Linked DNA regions of Homo sapiens: all the other regions are linked to region 2. A link is a loop called in an ENCODE intact Hi-C map of the cell type or tissue named here. Cell type or tissue: heart right ventricle. All regions are shown on one strand. Each heading gives the region's core, and the rest is flanking DNA. Links, peaks and the distances in the headings are about the cores only.

Region 1 (6,124 bases), core at 343-5,342, 97 kb after region 2:
GAAATTGAAGGGCGGGGTTCCTGGCTAGGGCTCCGCCCTTGGGCCTGTGCCCACTGGCCTGGGTGAGGACAGGGACTCTGAAAACAGAGTCCCTGTCCTCACACCCAAATGTTGCATTTTCCAAGGCCACTCTGGCCTGCCATGCCCCCCATTCTGTGTCTATAAAAACCCCAAGACCCTAGCAGTCACACACACAAGTGACTGGATGTTGAGAGGAACACACTGGCAGAAGAACACACAGACGCCGACAGGCCATTGACAGTGGAACGACAGAGACTCAGGGGGAAATTTGGCCGAGGGCGGACGGACGAGATCCTAGCTGCTAAGCGACCCGACTCCAGGGGAAGACCACCTTCCCACTCCATCCCCCTTCTGCCTCCCCATCCCCCTTCTGCCTTCCCATCCATCTACTGAGAGCTACCTCTACCATTCAATAAAACCTTGCACTCATTCTCCAAGCCCATGGTACTGGAAAAAATGGATCACACATGGGCTTGGAGAATGAGTGCAAAGGTTTATTGAATGGTGGAGGTAGCTCTCAGCAGATGGATGAGGAGGCAGAAGGGGGATGGAGTGGCAAGGGATACAGAAAGCGCTGCGATACCGAAAGCCCTCTGTCCTTGAGAAAAGGCAGAGGTTCTAACTGAGCTGATTAACAGAAGCCACCTGCGGACAGCTAAGCTGAAAGAGCACACTGTAACACATGCTGGAACTTTGGGAGCTGTAAACATTCAACTCTAGACGCTGCCTTGGGGTTGGAGCCCCAAGCTCCCCATAACCTGCCCGTCTGCATGCTCCCCCTAGGGGCTTGAGCTGCTGGGCACGGAAGAAGCAAGCCACTCCTCCTGTTGCATGCCCTGAGAGGGGGATAAGGGAACTTTGCCCCTTTCAATACCTCTTACATACTTTAAGTGTAAATGTGGGTATTTGTAAACATATTTGAAAATCAACAATCAGTCCGTCTGGGGATTGATTTTAAGAGAGCTACTGCTTGGTATGGAGGAAAACGTTGAAAGTGTGAAAACAGAGTGATTGTAGGACAAACCAAAGTTTTAGGACTCAGATCAGTGAACACAGTTTGAAGAGAGGCTATACTGAGAAGTGTTCATCCAGGAAGGCATGTGGATGAGGGGAGTAAGGGAGAAAGACAATAGCCAGATCCCGGTGTAATGGAAGTACGTAGAGTTAGTGTTGGCCTTAGAAAGTTTGGAAATCTCATCAGAAAATACCTCGTTTTGTCAGGGTCCAAGAAAGATTAGAACTTGAGATAATTCTAATTGAACCAGGGTAAATGCCAGATGAAATTGTGCCAAAGGGCAGTCTTATTTGGAGAAGTGTGCAGAAGAGGTACTGAAATGCAAGGTAGTTCATTATTCTCTCTCTCTCTGTCTCTTGATTTTCAGCTTTTGGATTACATATGCTTTTGAGAATCTATTAAAAGTTATGCATTTTCTTTCCAGGAAAATGCATGTGTATTTATAAGCCCCACATTTGCCATTCTGATTTTTTTGTGGGGTTCTCAGACCCCTGATGCCTGTTTAGGACATTCCAGGTTAAGAACCCCTAAAATGTCCTTTTTTTTAAAAAAAATCAATTTCTACGTAGAAAGGGGAACTGGAGGGCACAGATCCTTCAGTGCAGGGCATGAGTGACATGGTATAAGCCAGGAACATCCCACAGGATGCTGGCATGTTATCAGGTTCCGTATGCATGCGCTTGAGCTAAGGCTAAAGGTAGCAAAGATTCCTGCCTGCGTGAAAACACAGTCCTTCACCATCTTGATTCTAATTATGGCCCCATCATGTTTGTTACAGCTCTGAAACTGACCAGCTGAAGCTGTTTTTGGCTGGGATTTTTTCCCTAGGCCATATGGAAGCACTTCCCTATAATCATGCTTTGTGTGAAAGAAATGTAGGAAATGAAGCCATGTCTCCCCCTGAGTGTGCATCACTGGAGCCTGCAGAATCTACGCAGCTCCTACATCCACACCTTGCCAAGAATTCATTCCAATCTTCCCTGGGACTCACCCTGAGTCAGGACATGGCAACGAGATGCTGTTGGCACAGCCCTGCACTGGAGAATGTGCACAAGGCTGCACACAGAATATCATTTCCATCACGCAGTGAGGCAGACACAAGGTGTAAGAGCCTGGAGCCAAAACCTTTGCTATGAAAAATATCAGAAATTTATCCAGATACAACATACAGATTTCCTGTTCAGAGGGAGGAGGAGAGAGACGGAACTGACAACCAACATAAACAGCTTTGGATGTTGGAAAAGGAAACTAGAGGCCACTCAGGTATTAAAGAGAGAAAGCTGTAAAAACAACAACAAACATATCTGTTTAGAGAGTCTTGACTTGGCATTTAGAAACTTAGTTGTATTTCCAGGTTTGTTCCTTATTTTGGTCTTGTCCACATCAGGGCACACGTGTGTGAGGCAAATAAACAAGATCGGCTTGTCTATTCTAAGCTTTTTGTCCATTTTTACATGGTGGCAGCCAAGCCTATTGATACAGTGATACCTAAGGCCAACTGGGAACACCAGCATTTTGCTCAAGTTTTGGCAGTATGAAGATAAACACACACTCTTCTAATGCATTCCTTGACACAAATAGAATCCTGGGCTAGGTGGATCATGGGGCTGCCTCACAGTGTAATTCTTAAGATTTTTTCCCTTCATCCACTGTTCATTTCTCCTTTGACTGTCACTCCCAAAAACCATTTACAAATTTAACTTATTCCATAGCAAGGAAGATTGTGTAGGATATAAAGGGTCTGCTAACATGGTAACATGAATTGGTTTTCATTCTCCTGTCTTCCCACATCATCTCTTTCTACCTCCACATTCGTCTTTCTAGGGTGAGATTCTGGCTGGTCATACTCTTCTATCAGAACTGCGATTGAGAAAGGAATATTCAAACCAAAGACCCTGTTCCTTTTAATGGAATTAAAAGTTTCACCCTCCTCCATTTAATTCAGCAAGGGAGAGTGTGGCCTGGAAGGAAGACTCTGTGACTAGAAATAAAGACTCCTGGGTTCTAGTCCTTGCCTAGCTCTTTTGCATGGTTTTGTTTGTCTTCTGGCCCTGTGCATGAAGAGAGATAATGGAAAAATAGCATGTAGACTGTGTTGCAAAGGAATGTCATAGATTGTATTTTACATGGAGAAGCAGACAGACTGTGAACTCCCTGGCCTCTTCATGAATCACCTTACACCTATGATGAAATCCGCGTCCCTCTCCAAAGCCTTTAAAGCCTGTATCATCTGGCCCCTGTGTTACATCATGTGCTGCCATCTGCTCCTCATTCCCTAATCCCCAGTTACACTGGCTTTCTGGGAGATTCCAGAATGTCAGGTGCCCATTCCCCCGATGGGCCTTTGCACCGACCCATCCCTGAACCTGGACCATGTGTCTCCCTGCTCTTCAACGTAGTTACCTCTTTCTCAACGTTGAGCACAAGTGTCGCCTCCTCAGAGAGGCTTTCTTTGACCACTCTACGTAAAGTAGGCCCTTCTCTTTTCTGTTTAGTTCTTGCTTAGCCTTTAGGGAAAGAAGTGGTTATTTCATTTATTTGTCTAGTTTGCCTCTCCCACTAGTAAGCTTTGCAAGAGCAGGCACCATGTCTATGATGTCCACCATTTTATTCCTAGTGCTAGTGCAGTACTGAACACATCCTAGGAGCTCAGTTAATGTTGAACAAATGAATACATGGCCTTCGCTGGAGATGATTCTGCTTCCTGTTATGATTTCAGTGGGACTAAATGATATTGTGCAATAGAACTGGACTGGAAGCCAAAGACTGGGGTAATAACCTCAGTTTGGCCTCTGACAATCTATCTTCTTAGGCAAGATGCTTCACTTACTGCGACCTCAACTTTTTCATCTGCACAGTGAGCATGGACAATTTATAAGAAATCTTCTAGCTCTGAAAATCTATTAAGTGTGTGTAATTTGTTCATTGTTAAAAAAAAATAGATCTTAGGATTGAATGGAGTTTAGAGAAAGAAGTCCCAGGAACTTATATGAAGCAATTTTCCAAACTTTTAATAAAGGGCTTGACAGTGATGGCTTGTCTTTATTCTTAAAGGGCCCAGGAAATTTTAGATACACCACAAGAATGAGTTGGTGTGAGGTTTCCTCTTATCTCCCATGAACTGCTACTTGGTTGCCTTTTAACATGTTATTGTCACAACCTGCAAGAGGGAGGTTTAGTTTTTGCACTGACCCCCTCATTGGTATGTGAGCTCCTCAAGAACCTCATGCACCTGGCCCAGTACCTGGCACCCAGTATGTTTCCAGTAAAGGTGTGTCGACTTGACCTACACAGAATTGAAGAGCCCACTTAGACCAGCATCCCTATGGAAGCAGTCCTTGAGGAATGTGAATTAAAATCAGAAGCAGCTTATTAGTAGCCAAGCACTGCAACACCCGTGGTCACCCAGGAGACCTGACACCTGCTGACCAGCTGAGAGCACTGGGATTATTAGTAAAAATACTTATTGGGAAAATAATAGTAATAATAATGGCCCCCAGGGTTTGTATGCTTACACTGTGCTATGTATTTGTTATGTGTGACATTATTTATTCTTAACATAACCCTGCAAGGTAGGTACTACTATACCCTCCCCATTTAACAAATGGAGAAATAGGCTCAGTGAAATTAAGCACCTTGGTCAAGGTCTCACAACTGGTGAGTGGTCAAGATGGTTCTGACCTCAGAGTTCATGTGCTTAACCACCCTCCCAAAGTGTCTTCCAAGGACGGCGAGATGAGCATGAGGCGAGAGGTGCACCGAGGCTTAGAGTGGTGGGACAGGGAACAAAGATAGCACAGAAATGGAGTCAGAGGGGAGCAAAGGCTGCCTCAGCCAACCCACCCCTTGTTTCCCCTTGGCAGAGCCCAGCCAGCTCCATGGTTCCTAACCCAGGGTGCACATCAGGAGCACTTGGGGAACTTGTCCCATGTTCTAATCCTCAGGCCCCACCCTAGAATTTTGAGGGGTAAATCTGGGCAATTGCAGGTTGCCAAACTTCCCAGGTGGCCACTGGTGCATGCCTTTGGTTAACGCCTCTGCTTTTCAGTGTCTGATGCCCCACTACAGAGTCAGAAGGCAGATGACTGTTTTATCCTCACCAGCCTCCTGATTTCTTAGAGGCAGTATTATAAAGGGCAGAAAATGAGAGTTACACTATGATGCTCGAGAACATCTGGACAGATATTTGTTATTAGATGCTGTGTGACATAGTCCCATCTCCTGCATGCTGTTCCAAAGCTAGCCCTGCCAATAAGCACAGAGGCATACATTATTGGTCAGTCTGCCTGTTACCATGGTCTTTTGAGGTAAAGGCAGTTTAGGCCAGTAAATAAACATACGTCAGGTTGGGAGCAGATGTTTCTGCATAGGAGCTAAGGGCTGAAGATACTCATTTGCAGATTGAGCAATCAGAGACTTTAGTAATGTGGCCTAACAGCTCAAGGCATGCTGGTCAGTTTTCAGTTTGCAGCCGATTGTTCTCAACAAGGCAAAGCTCTGCTGTGTTCCTTCCTTCTTTTGTAAAAAATTTGCTGTTAATTTCCTACATTTGCTTTTTCTACTTTTGCTTACTGGCATACTGCATTTTTCTCACCCCCATTTGCAAAGTAGTGTATAGACAGTCCTCCAGCTGCAGAATCAGTGTTGCTACCCATTGACTTTTCCTTTTTTCGCCTTCCAAAATCCCCCACTGCTCCTACAGAATGACAGATGAGCTTGAAGCAAACCTTACTATCCTACTTTTGAAAAATTGTGCAGACCCTGTTCTGTACAATACCATGCCAGGTAACTTTTTTTTTTTTTTTTTGAGATGGAGTTTTGCTTTTGTTGCCCAGGCTGGAGTGCAATGGTGCAATCTCAGTTCACTGCAGCCTCTACCTCCTGGGTTCAAGTGATTCTCCTGCCTCAGCCTCCTGAATAGCTGGGATTACAGTCACGTGCCACCATGCCCGGCTAATTTTGTATTTTTAGTAGAGATGGAGTTTCACCATGTTGGTCAGGCTGGTCTTGAACTCCTGACTTCAGGTGATCCACTTGCATCAGCCTCCCAAAGTGCTGGGATTACAGGTGTGAGCCACCATGCCCTGC
Region 2 (6,124 bases), core at 695-5,694:
CACCACTCCCGGCTAATTTTTTGTATTTTTAGTAGAGACGGGGTTTCACCGTGCTAGCCAGGCTGGTCTCGATCTCCTGACCTCGTGATCTGCCTGCCTCGGCCTCTCAAAGTGCTGGGATTATAGGCGTGAGCCACTGCGCCCGGCCATATCTTTTTTATTTTAAAAAAAGGCAAATTTTCTTCATGTGGGAAGTTCATTTATATAGCATACTTAATTCTAATAGTTCCAGAAAAAGCAGGGCTTTGCTATATAGAGGAAGATAAAACCACACACGTGACTTAATATTTGCCAAAGACACCAAAAAATATTTTTTTCTAATTTACATACTTCAGATTCCATGATTTTCTCATTCTCACTCTGTGTAAAGTAGAATTTTCTATCTCCATTAGCTAAAATGAGCAAGAATTGCCATATGGACACTCAAGTACATGTTGTCTCTGAGCATTAATTTTCTTTTAAAAAATTAATTAATTTTAATTGGCAAAAATTGTATATATTCATGATGTACAACATGATGTTTTGAAATATGCATACATTGTGGACTGGCAAAGCTAATTAACATGTATTACTTCACATACTTATCATTGTTTTTATGGTGGGAACACTTAAAATCTCTTATCAATTTTCAAGAATCCAATACATCATTATTAAGTATAGTCACCTGTGTTGTACCGTAGAGCTCTTGAATTTATTTTACCTATCTAACTTAAATTTTGTATCCTTTGGCCAAATCTCCCTACTACCCTCCCCACAAATGAGCATTAATTTTCAGTCAGTGGTTTGTCAGCAGGACTGTCGTGTTTGGGGTGTCTTACATATGCCTTCCTAGAGAAGCCATTTGTGTAATGTCAAAAGAGTGTGTTTGTTTATTATATCGATGGGGACAGGAAGCAGGGAAACTCTGGGCATAAGAGGGCGGGTCCCTGGCAAAGGCCCCACCCTCAAGCCTGGAACCCCAGCCCAAAGTGAGAACATGCATTCCTGTTTTCCTCCTCGAATGTTTGCCTTTTCCAAAACCACCCATGGCCTGCCCTGCCCCACATCCTGGACCCCTAAAAACCCCAGGCTCAGCTGGCAGAGAGCAGAGAAGAGGAGAAGCAACTGGACATCAGAGAGAAGCGGCTTGACTTCGGCTGGGCGGCTTGACAACGTTGCTTCAGAGAGGAGTCCACATGGGGAGTATCACCTTCCTGGTCCATCCCCTTTCCAGCTCCCTTTCCTGATGAGAGACACTTTCGTCGGCAATAAAATCCTCCACTCTTCAATTCATTCATGCAACCTGATTTTTCCTGGACGCTGGACAAGAGCTTGGGTGCCATTTGTGTGGATGCTAAAGGCTGTCATGCTGACCCTCTGTCCTCATTAGCGGAGAGCAACCACCTCACATGAAAAGGCAGAGAGCCCACTGAGTGGCATAACACTTAAGCTGGCAAAGCTAAAAGAGCACTGACTGTAACAGTCCTTCTGGGGCTTCAGGGGTCATAGGTACTTCCTCCTAGACACTGCTGTGGAGTCTGAATGGAGTTTTGCTCCTGCCAGCACCCAAAAGCACTTGCCCCGGCTCCTGCACCTGCTCACCTGTGTGCTTCCTTCCATGAGGGGTTGAGTGCAATAGGTTCCAGAGAGTGCAGTCCACCCCTGCCAGCACCCAAGCGACTGGCTAGTTCTAGCACCCATGCACTCCAGTTCCCAGTCGAGAAGGGGGTCAAGGAAACATTTTCTGTTTCAAGATGAAGCTATCTACATTAATTCAATGAAGTGAAAAGTACATAGAGTGACACTTGGTTTATCTGGTGCCATTGGGCAAAATGTGTTATGAATAAATGCAATCTCATAAGTGCCTGTTGTCATGGAAAGAGGCTGTCTTTGGAACCAGACAAAGCTGTGTCAGGTACATTATCAAATGACTTTCACATAATCTCTTCTTTAATTCCACAACAACCCTCTATCAGTTATTAGTGTTGTCAGCTGCAGGGAACATAATGCCATGCCAAAGGCTGTTCTAACAAATAGGCCTGGGACAGTGGCTCAGTGATGCTCTCAAAATCCAGGCTCCTTTCCCTCTGTTCTTTGTACTCAGTGGGTTGGCCGTTCCTCTTATGGTTGCAAAATGGCACTGCAGCTTCAAGCACCACATTGAATTCCAAGGAAGAAAGGAGAGAAGAGGTATAGAATTGCCTATGTCCCTTTGTCTTATTAATCAAGAATGTGATGTTTGCCCAGAAGCACCGACAGAAAATGACCAGTTTTCCCATCCTCCCTTGCAGTCTGAGTGGCCATGTGAACCAGTTCTGGTCAATGACACGTAACTGGTTCACATGGCCACTCAGAGTGCAAGGGAGGCTGGGAAAGTGTGAACACTATAGTCTTGTTGACTTATGATTCACCACCTGGGGTTCTGTTAGCAAAAAAGAAAGGAGGGTGTGGATATTGGGTGTTAACTATCAGTGTCTGTCACAAATCCTCTGTTTGCTTTACCCATGAAAATGTTCGTATTTAAATACATAACTGGATCAAAATCACCAGCTCTTGAATGACAGAGTTAATACATCAACTGCGGTCTATTGCTCATGTTCCTGTTTGCAGTTAACTGGGAACCTTTTGGGTAATGTGAATGATATTTACAATGATAGTTACATGATGAAGCTAGTCTCTTGTGAAAACAGTATACTTCGGGTTGGAAGTAGTTTCTGATTTTTTAAAAAGTGAAGTCAGCCAGGCATTGTGGCTCACACCTGTAATCCCAGTGCTTTAGGAGGCTGAAGTGAGAGGATTGCTTGAGCCCAGGAGTTGAGGCTGCAGTGAGCCATGATTGTACCACTGCACTCCAGCCTGAGTGACAAAGTGTGACCTTGCCTCTTAAAAAAAATGAAATTTTCTTACTTATTAAACTGATGGAATAAATACTTTTCAGTTTGTACTAATGTAAGGCAATAATGTAATATATGGCAATAATATAAGGCAAAGCTTTGCTATGGATTTTCTATGGGGAGTGCGAATAAAAGGATTAGAACTTAGAACTTTCATATACTTTACCTCTGTGTGGACATCGAGAAAAATGCCAAGACTAATAGAAGTGATGGGTTAGATGGGGTTTAAGAGAAGGCTGCCCAGATGATATGGTGTTAGGTGTCACTTGGAAGTTAGGTTAGATAAGGAAGTGTTGGGCTGCCCTCTTGCTGCAAGTGTCTGAAATCCTAGTTAGCTGAGAGCCAGTTCTGGCCATTTCTGAGGTTTGCTGCCTCCCTAATCCCACACTTGCATCCTGTTCCTGTTTTGCTTTCCTCTGCTGCTCGTCTTTCACTTTCTCTTTCCTCACTTGGGAAGAGTGTTGAAACAACATTTCATTATTTGGCACTGCAAGGCAGTAGTAGTGTCCCCACTTTGGTCAGTTTCTGCTCTGGCAGGAGAAATGGTTTCAGTAAGTTTTTCCATTTCCTATTTGTTAGACTTCCTCTCAGGTACCCATCCAGATCTGTCCACAAGTGTGAGAGAAGGCTTGGACGCTGTTCCTCTCACCATTTCAGAGCAGTAGTGGAAGTGACCCTGTGCCCTGGCTGAAGGACATTCTCCAAGGTCAGCTTTTAAGTGTTCCCCTGGAGGACGAGAGGATTTATCTTTCCTTTTCAGACCATGTTCACATGTCATGAAATTCAAAATTTGGCCCTAACTGTTCATCATAGGTCCTTGTTTACTTTTTGTCTACTTCGTAAGAATGGCTGTGGTGCAGTTTTGTTTTAATTAAGACAAACCGATGTCTCCCAAACATCCATTGCTCTCTGTGAGAAAGAAACAAAAGGAACAGTTTTGCTTGGCTGTTTAAGGATGGAGAAGCGGATCTTATTTCAGAACATGGGTCATCCTAGATGGACGAGGGCAGCTCAGGGTGGAGCAGCCATGAGATCTGGCAGGTCCAGACTCCCTGGCACCAGAATGGCAGCTCTCAGCAAGTGTCTGCTTGGCGTCTCCTGGAGTCTTGTTGGCATGGAAGAGAGACCTTGTACAACATTCCTCATATGTCATTCCCCTTAAAGAAAACATTTCTTCTCCTTTCTGTCTTCACCTCCAATCCCATGTTTGAGAATACAAATCAAACTTATTCTCGTTCATTCTAAAGGGAGTAGCACATCAAAAGTACACTGCTCCTTTCTTCAGTGCCTCTTACAAGGAGCCTGTGGGGATAGCAGCACTCTGCCCTTAGGGAACTATAGTCTAGCAGGGAAAGAAGAATGACATATTAGTTGAAGTGGATCGTCAGTTCAAGATTGGTTACATCTTCATTATCAAGATTGTCATCCTTCATTGATCACTCACTGTGTAGCAATGTCATGATGCTAGTTCTTAGGGATACAGAGTAGGCAGGCTGGGCATGGTGGCTCATGCCTGTAATCCCTATACTCTGGGAGGCCAAGGTGGGAGGATTCCTTGAGCTCAGGAGTTTGAGACTAGCCTGGGCAACATGGCGAAACCCTGTCTTTACAAAAAAATACACAAAAAGTAGCCAGGCATGGTGGTATGCACTTGTAGTCCCAGCCAGTTGGAGGCTGAAGTGGGAGAATCACTTTACTCTGGGTGGTCAGGGCTGCAATGAACTGAGATTGTGCCAATGCACAACAGCCTGGGTGACAGAGCAAGACCCTGTCTCAAAAAAAAAAAAAAAAAAAAAAATACCACACACACAAAGAAGCAAGGAAGGAAAGAAAAGAAAGAAGAAAGAAACACAGCATGCATTTGTGACTTCACATACCTAAGAAGGAATTATTGGTATGAGGTGGTTCATATTAATGTAAAATAAGTGAACTGATCTATATTTGCTACAGGACTTGTAAAGAGGAGTGGCCTGGGGAGTAGACCTTGAAAGACAGTGGGAGCCGGTATTTGGGGGCTGGGAGTGTTGCATGCTGGGTTTTCCAGGGAGCAGACCCTGAGAGGAGTTTAACATGCAAGATGGTTACTTGGGAGTTTCTTGGGATTGACACTCATGGAAGGAAGAGAATGAAGCAGGATGAGCAGTGGGAGGTGTCAAACTGAAATGCAGCCCCAAAGAAAGCCTTGGCACAGCCCACAAGAAACTCTGGAACAAGAATAGCATTTAGAGTTGTCCTAAGTTGGACTGAGCTGTCCTAAGTTAGACCCCTGCTTTGCTGAGTCACTGAATGTGTCCACAGGTGTGAGAGAAGGGCTGGATGCTGTGCCTCTCTCACAGTTGCAGGGCAGTAGTGGAAATGACTCTGGCTGAAGGACATTCTCCAAGGTTAGCTTTTAATTTTCCCCTGGCCAGGGATGTGACCCTCAGAGAGATGCCTTCCTGCAACTAAGTCAACCACCGAAAAGACTGATGGCTAAAGGCTGTTTGATAGTACACTCTTGCAGCTAAGGCAACGAGAGCTTTATTGATGGGGATTCTGGGCAGCTGTCAACATGTCACCATAGGAAGAATGGCATAAGCAAATGCATGCAGAACAGTTCTGATGAGCTGTGATGGACAGAACAATTGGACTGCAGTGGCTGTTACATTTGGAAGTGCAGTAGGAGGTGATGTTAGAGTGTTAGTAGGACGCAGGTGGAAGGTTCTAACTGCCCAGCTAAGGACTCTGAACTTTGTCCTGTGGACATTAAGAAAACACTAGATGGTCTGAGCAGTGGGGAGGTGTTACTAAGGTGTGAAATTGTGTTTTAAAGGGATACATCTGGCCTAGATGTAGAGGATGAATAGTAGTGGCAGGAGGTCCAAGGCAGGAAGATGGCCATAGACTAGTAATTCATGAAAGCGAATAGGGTGGGTCTCGAAAAGAGTCCTGGGTTGCAAGGTGAAATAACTGAGTTCTCATTCAAGCTCTTTGTCATTGACTTGACTGTGTAGGTCTTCCTCTTGGACCTCAATTTTGCCATCTGTAAAAATGATAAGCTCAGAAGTCCCTTTCCAGATGTAACACTTTGTGGTTCTACCTTAAAGTGATCTGTTCGTTTGTGTTCCTTCAACTGCGTGCTCATTGAAAGATGTTGAAGACTAGTGTAGTGTGAAACCAGACTTCTGGAAACTTTATTTTGGATATTTGTTTATTAACTGATTCCTCCACTCTATGGCCTTGCAAATCTTTGTATTTACACACAAAATTTG
Region 3 (6,124 bases), core at 343-5,342, 300 kb before region 2:
GTCTCACTCTGTCGCCCAGGCTGGAGTGCAGTGGTGCGATCTTGGCGCACTGCAAGCTCCGCCTCCCAGGTTCATGCCATTCTCCTGCCTCAGCCTCCCGAGTAGCTGGGATTACAGGTGCCCGCCACCACGCCTGGCTAATTTTTTGTACTTTTTAGTAGAGATGGGGTTTCACCGTGTTAGCCAGGATGGTCTCGCTCTCCTGACCTCGTGATCTGCCTGCCTCGGCTTCCCAACGTGCTGGGATTATAGGCGTGAGCCACCATGCCCAGCCTAGAAAAGCTTTTTAAAAAATTATCCTGAATAACATTTGGATCAAAGAGGAACTCAAAACTGTAATGACAAGTTTTATTTAGAAAATAGGAGATCCATATCATTCATGAAAACAAGGTATGAAACCAAAGCCATACTCAGGAGGAAAATTTATAGTTTTATAAAAATAAATAAAAGACATGAGATTAAGGATACCCAAATACACTTTAATGGGCATTTGTTGTTGCTTATATATATTATTTTTATATATATTCTCTAATATATATTATATATTCTCTAACATGGTATATATTAAAGAATGTATATATTATATATATATAATATATGATATAATATATATATATATAAAATTTGGCTGCCTAACCTCTGAAGCTTCCTCCTATAGTAGGGAAATCTGCCATGGAGTGAATCCACCAATCAGATGCTGCCCTTGCTACTATGCAGCTGGAGTGACTGCCTGAAAGGGCAGCCTTCATTCTGGTAGCCATGGCCAGGGCTCAGTGGCAGAGCCAGCATATCCCAATCAAGCTGTTCCTGGACACCCTGTGGATCTCAGTGCTCAGATTCCTAATTCCTGCTCATCCCCTCCACCTTGTTCCCTACACCCCTCCTGTGAATCTCCAGGCTGCCTGACATCCTTCTCCAATACATATTTTCCAGCTTATGTTAGCTAGAGTCAGTTTCTATTGTTAAAACCCTCAAACTCTCACTAGTCTTCTGAACAAAAGTGAAGGAAGGAATGTGTAAGAATAATGAAAGAAAAATCAATGAGAGAGAAAAATCTGTAGCAATGATGAGTACCTTCAAAAATATTTTGAAAGACCAATAAAATCAGCAAACCTCCAATAAATCTATTCACTGAAAAAATTAAGACAAATCACAAAAACTTTTACAAAGGAGAAAATGTATATGAAAGATTCTGAAGTTTAAAAAGTATGATCTTCAACTCTATACTTGATTAATGAAGGAGATAAATTACCAAAATCAACTGAAGTGAGAAACTTGAATGTACTAACGACTGTGGAGGAAATGCCAATAAACTGTTTGAAAAAAAAGCACCCCCCTCCTCCCAAAGGGCACAGAGCCGGATTGGTCTAGGGGGAGGTACCATAGAACCGGTGCTATTTAAACCTCTCTGGAGCATGGAGAAAGAGGAAGCTGAGCAGCCCTGAATAGCCTAGGACAAGAGAGACCTGCCAATCCTGGACTCCAGCTGCAGCTGGCTCTCTGCCTTATGTAGTGGTTGGCCTGCGGTGAAGCCCACTGTTGAGAGGCATTTGAACTGTTGTATGGACAGGTCATCTTGCTACGCCATTCTGACCCAGCTGTCACCACCCTCACACTTTTTAGTTATCTATCAGTGGCTGGTGTCAGGCAGGTAAGCCCACAACACTCACCCAAGTCATGCTCATTAACCCTCTGACTGGCTGCCCTTATCCCACGATCTCCACTAAGTTCAAGCATTTTTTCCCCAGTATCAGAGGAGGAACACTGTTTATTCCAGTCTACATGCTTCAAGTAGAAGTGAGGAAACCAAGGCCCAGAGAGGTGTGTACTTACTTGCCCAGTCCTCACTAGGATGAAGTCAGGGTTAGGACTAGCCCCGACTGGGCGCTGGGAGCTAACAGCTAGGGGAGGAACTGCATGACTTTTGTCCTGGAGAAATGTTATGGCAGGTGGACACCAGGGCACAGGCATATACCCGAAGTGTCCAGGGCAGACAGGGACTGCTCGTCACCCCAGATGGGACCTGCTAAGGGCCCAAAAAGAGACTGAAGGTGGGAAATGTTTTTGTTTTTCAGTGTGAAGCGTTGCCAAACATATATTCTAGGTTTGGGAATCCTCGGGACCTTTGGAAGCCAGATTCAGCGAAGATGCTGTACCTTTTGGGGATAGCTCTAACACGAGGTTAACGCAATGCTCCATGTCCCTGGCTGGGCTTAGCTGTGAGTGCGTCGACCTCTGGACTCTGTGCAAATGGACACTCTGTAACTGACACAGCTGGTAGGGGTTACCGAGAGAGCTGGGTTCCTGGTCTGGTGGACTCCGCCGGATATGCAACGAGCTCTTTATGGCACCTTGGAGATGGTTGCTTTTAGTGCCGTTGACAGCGGGCTCAGAGCACCAAGTGAGCTAGCACCGTATTTATTAGTAAATTACTCCATAACTCTAGGGCTCCCAGAAGACCAAAATCATTTGAGCAGATTGCACCCAGAGCACCGCGTGGAGAGAGAAGAAAGCCCGCCACCCACAGACCGCTTCCTCCTACCACAGGTCCCCCATCGAGTTGCATTTGTTGTCCCTCCCTAGGCGCATTTCTGAGCCTTCCTTTCTTAAACATACACCGAGCGAAAATGCGCCGGAGGGAGGCGATGTTGCCTGTGAGCCAAAGCCGGTTCGGCACCAAGACAGAAGCAGAGAGAACTGATCTCTCTCCCGGTACCCATGACAATCTCAGAGCTAGATCTATATCGTCCCGCGCCCAGCAAGAAGCACTGTGTGACTGTACTCCCCCGACCCCCAGGACATCCCCACGCCCAGCTTCCCAGGCCGGTCTTCTGCGCGGCTCAAGTAGCCCAGGTCTCCACGCAACAATGAAGCGTGGGCGGCCCCAGCAGCTTCATTTGCATATCGCCGCGGCTTGGCCAATGGGCTGCGCAGGGGCTTTGGAACGCAGTGTTGCCATCGGCGTGCGCGCGTGTGTGCGAGTGTGACAGCGGCTGTGGCTGTGGCCGTGGCCGTGGGAGGCGGGCCCGGCGGAGCCCAGCCGCGGGGGGACCGGCCCGGGCTCCCGCTCCCCGAGCGCGTCGCGGCCGCGTGGCCCAGCCGAGCCTTGAGACCACCCCGCCCCTGCCGGTCGCAGTCGCGATGTCGGTGGCCGGGCTGAAGAAGCAGTTCCACAAAGCCAGCCAGGTAGGGAGGCGCAGAGGAGGGAAGGAGGGAGGGGGACGCGGAGGCTGCGGCCCCCCGAGGCTCCCGGGCCTTTGGGACTCCTGTTCCCTGAAGGGCCTCTCTCGGGGCTCAATTTCTTCCCGCCTAGGAGGGCGCGAGGGTGGGGTGAGGGGCCGCCTGCTCTCTCCTCGGCGTCTTGGCGCCTTCTCCTTCCCATTCCCTGGCCCCCGGCTCTGCCCTGGGCCGTTGTAAATCGGAGAGATTCTGCGGAGCGGAGGGCAGAGGTGGCGGCCGCGGGGACTCGGGAGGCGGAGACGGAGTGGGCGTGGGGGGGCCCCTACCCGCGCGAGGGGAGGACGACCACAGGGAGTACGATGCCGGCAGGGCCTCCCCCGAGTCTCCAGCCGTTTGGTTGGGAGAGCCTCGTGGGGGGCCCATCCTCCACCGGCCACCGGCGCCTCCAGAGATGCTGTGTATTTGGCGCTTGGCTGTGTCCCGCTGAGCTCCCCGCGCGCGCATCGAAATGGCCCCGTCTGGACTGTGCCCGGCTCCCCGGCTGGGGCTCTCTACCGCGGTCCTTCCCCTCCCCACCGTCTTCCCGGTGTCGGCCCGGGGCTGGGCATCACGCTTCTGCTCTTACAGAGCTGACAGCCTGCAGGGGAGACACGGAGACAGACACGTAAACAAACAGTGCTAGACACACCTCCACGCACAGAGGATGACAAATAACACAGTGGGGGCGTCAGGGAGAGCTTCCCGGAGGAGGAGACATGTCATTTGAGAATTAAGTATGAGGAAGAATTATGGCTGAGGGTGTGGGATGATAGGAGGAAAGCCGTTCTGAGCAGAGGAAACAGGAAAACAGGAGGGGAGACATGAAATTGATGTGTGTGTGTGTGTGTGTGTGTGTGTGTGTGTGTGTGTTGATGACAAGCAAATTTGTTTTTCAACATCAACATTGCAGGCTCTTCCAGCTATGGCAGAGCTCACGTTGTAAAACCTGTTCCCCACCAGCACCGCTGGGTCTGTTGCTTCTCACCACCTCTCCCCGCAACCCCAGCCCCCATTTTGCTAGAGCCAGGGTAGACAGATTTCATTCAACGTCCACATTTGTGGTGAGGTCTCATCCTGCTTCTCCCACAAATTGGCCCATAGAAAGCAACTGCAATTAGAAGATTCTCTTCTTCTAGCCCCAGTTCCAGGCTGAAAGGCACTGCTGTCCCCTCACTCACACTCTTTCCATATGGAAACTGGGTGATGCTGTTTCTAGCTGGGGGCACTGGGTGGACAGTGGTGCTATTCAAGGTGTTAAGGAGCCCTGGAGGAGAGGCTATTCAGGTGAGGGTGGAGATGATGGATTCACCACTGAACCCAGGGACTTTGAGGGGTCTTTGGGACATTCACATGTCACTGGCCTGGGTTGGGGTGCATATCCTGACCTGCAGCTCAGGGGGTGAGGCTGGTACTGGAGCTACAGATTTTTGGTGATTTCCAGCCTAAGCGGAGATTTAAAAATGTATGTGTAGACAAAAGTGAGAAAAGGCACAGCGAGTTAAAGGCAGACTCTAGACAGCACCCCCATTTAGGGACAATGTTTAGCCCAGTAATTGTTGAGCAGTGACCACTCAATAAATATTTATTGAATAGATGAAATTTTGGGGTGGCACAACACAGGAAAGAAAGAACTCGTAGATGACAGGAGAGAGAAGACCATCATGGAAGGGGGACATTTAAAGGCAGGAGCAATCAACAAGTGCTTCAGTGAGCTAGGTATTGTGGAGTGTCCTCAGCTGGTACAGCCAGGAGGCCGAGTGCTGCTGTGAGCAGAGCAGAGCAGAGCAGTGCCAGAGTAATCGCTGGCTGTACTTGTTACATTGGCTTCCTTAGCACTGGCAGGAAATGAACCTCCTCTTTTGAAAACTTTTCCTTTATTGGGTATGGACTTCACAGGGGCAAATCTCAAAGATAAGCAAATCTCAGAGATAACGTAAGCCCTTGGGTGATTTAAGTTGGTTTCTGACAGTAACCAGAATGAATGGTTGAAATCCTTGGAAGTTATTGGCACTGGAGAAATATTTTGCTAGTCATGGGTAGTTTGGTTTAACTACCTGTAATCAGTACATTAAAAATGAAATGAACAGAACGTCTTATTTAGTCTTTTTTTTTTTTTTTTTCGCATGAGCGGAAATAATTTATGACTTTACCTGAAAGGAGAGGCATCACAGATTCTCTCTGGGCTTCATAGCCATGTTTTGTGGTTAAAAGTACTCAGTAGATATGTTTTAATATGTTCTAGAAGTCTTTCTAAAAAATCTTGCAATGCAACAATTTGGTGGAGAAATCAGACCGGTTTAATATAATATGAGGGAGCTCAATAATAAAAAATGCCAGATGTTTTTCTCAGACAACATTTTAACAGCAGGTTTTAATTCATACAGAACTTACCTGGGGCAGGGGAAGGGAGCCCCAGATGATGTCAATGGCTAAAATAATTTCCAGGGATCTAGGTCTGGCTCAGCCACTGACCAGCTCTGTAACCTTGGGAACATAACTTAACCCATCTGGACCTTGGTTTCTATCTGTATGATGACTCAGGGAATTTAGAAGCTATGTTTCTGTTATAAAAATGATTGTGGCAATGGTTTCACAACTCTGTGAATATGCTGAAAACCACTGAATTGTACACTTTAAGAGAATTGTATGGTATGTGAAATATATCTCAATAAAGTGATACGAATATGTCTCTGTGTCTCTGGGTGTGTGTGTATGTATACATCTCAGTGCTGAAATTCTTAAGTAAGTTAAGCATTTCAGAGTAAGACAAAGATGATAAAGTGGACCTTTTACAGAGAAGGGATCCAGGACCATGGCAAACTGAGATAGTTTTCTGAAAGATAAGCGAGGTAAAATTAGCTATAACCCGGTTAACTGTTCCTTTTTTCCTGATACCTTCCCTATC

The links. Peaks named below come from ENCODE experiments on the same cell type or tissue, not always from the same donor. Only the 100,000 strongest peaks of a DNase experiment are listed, where the experiment ranks them.
Region 1: a loop joins it to region 2, with 2.2 times the contacts of the local background. A loop is called at or near these places in 6 of 110 quality-filtered maps.
Region 3: a loop joins it to region 2, with 3 times the contacts of the local background. A loop is called at or near these places in 15 of 110 quality-filtered maps.

Annotation. Positions count from the first base shown.
Region 1 is chr15:83,841,670-83,847,793 of GRCh38, forward strand. The region is part of intron 7 of ADAMTSL3 (ADAMTS like 3); the gene reads left to right. Among named protein-coding and RNA genes, the nearest start is that of ADAMTSL3, 190 kb to the left of the region's middle. In heart right ventricle, for the core only: no CTCF peak of the experiment used is centred there; no DNase peak of the experiment used is centred there; H3K27ac peaks cover 3,503 bases.
Region 2 is chr15:83,744,002-83,750,125 of GRCh38, forward strand. All of the region lies in intron 3 of ADAMTSL3 (ADAMTS like 3), which reads left to right. Among named protein-coding and RNA genes, the nearest start is that of ADAMTSL3, 93 kb to the left of the region's middle. RefSeq lists an enhancer at 896-1,065. In heart right ventricle, for the core only: a CTCF peak has its summit at 3,193; a DNase peak (open chromatin) is centred at 3,227; H3K4me3 peaks cover 551 bases; H3K27ac peaks cover 1,761 bases.
Region 3 is chr15:83,444,393-83,450,516 of GRCh38, forward strand. It overlaps SH3GL3 (SH3 domain containing GRB2 like 3, endophilin A3), which reads left to right and starts at 2,949. Exons shown (of 9, transcript NM_003027.5): 1 at 2,949-3,186. The coding sequence starts at 3,142. RefSeq lists an enhancer at 2,645-2,804. In heart right ventricle, for the core only: a CTCF peak has its summit at 2,652; DNase peaks (open chromatin) are centred at 2,909 and 3,419; H3K4me3 peaks cover 1,571 bases; H3K27me3 peaks cover 2,935 bases.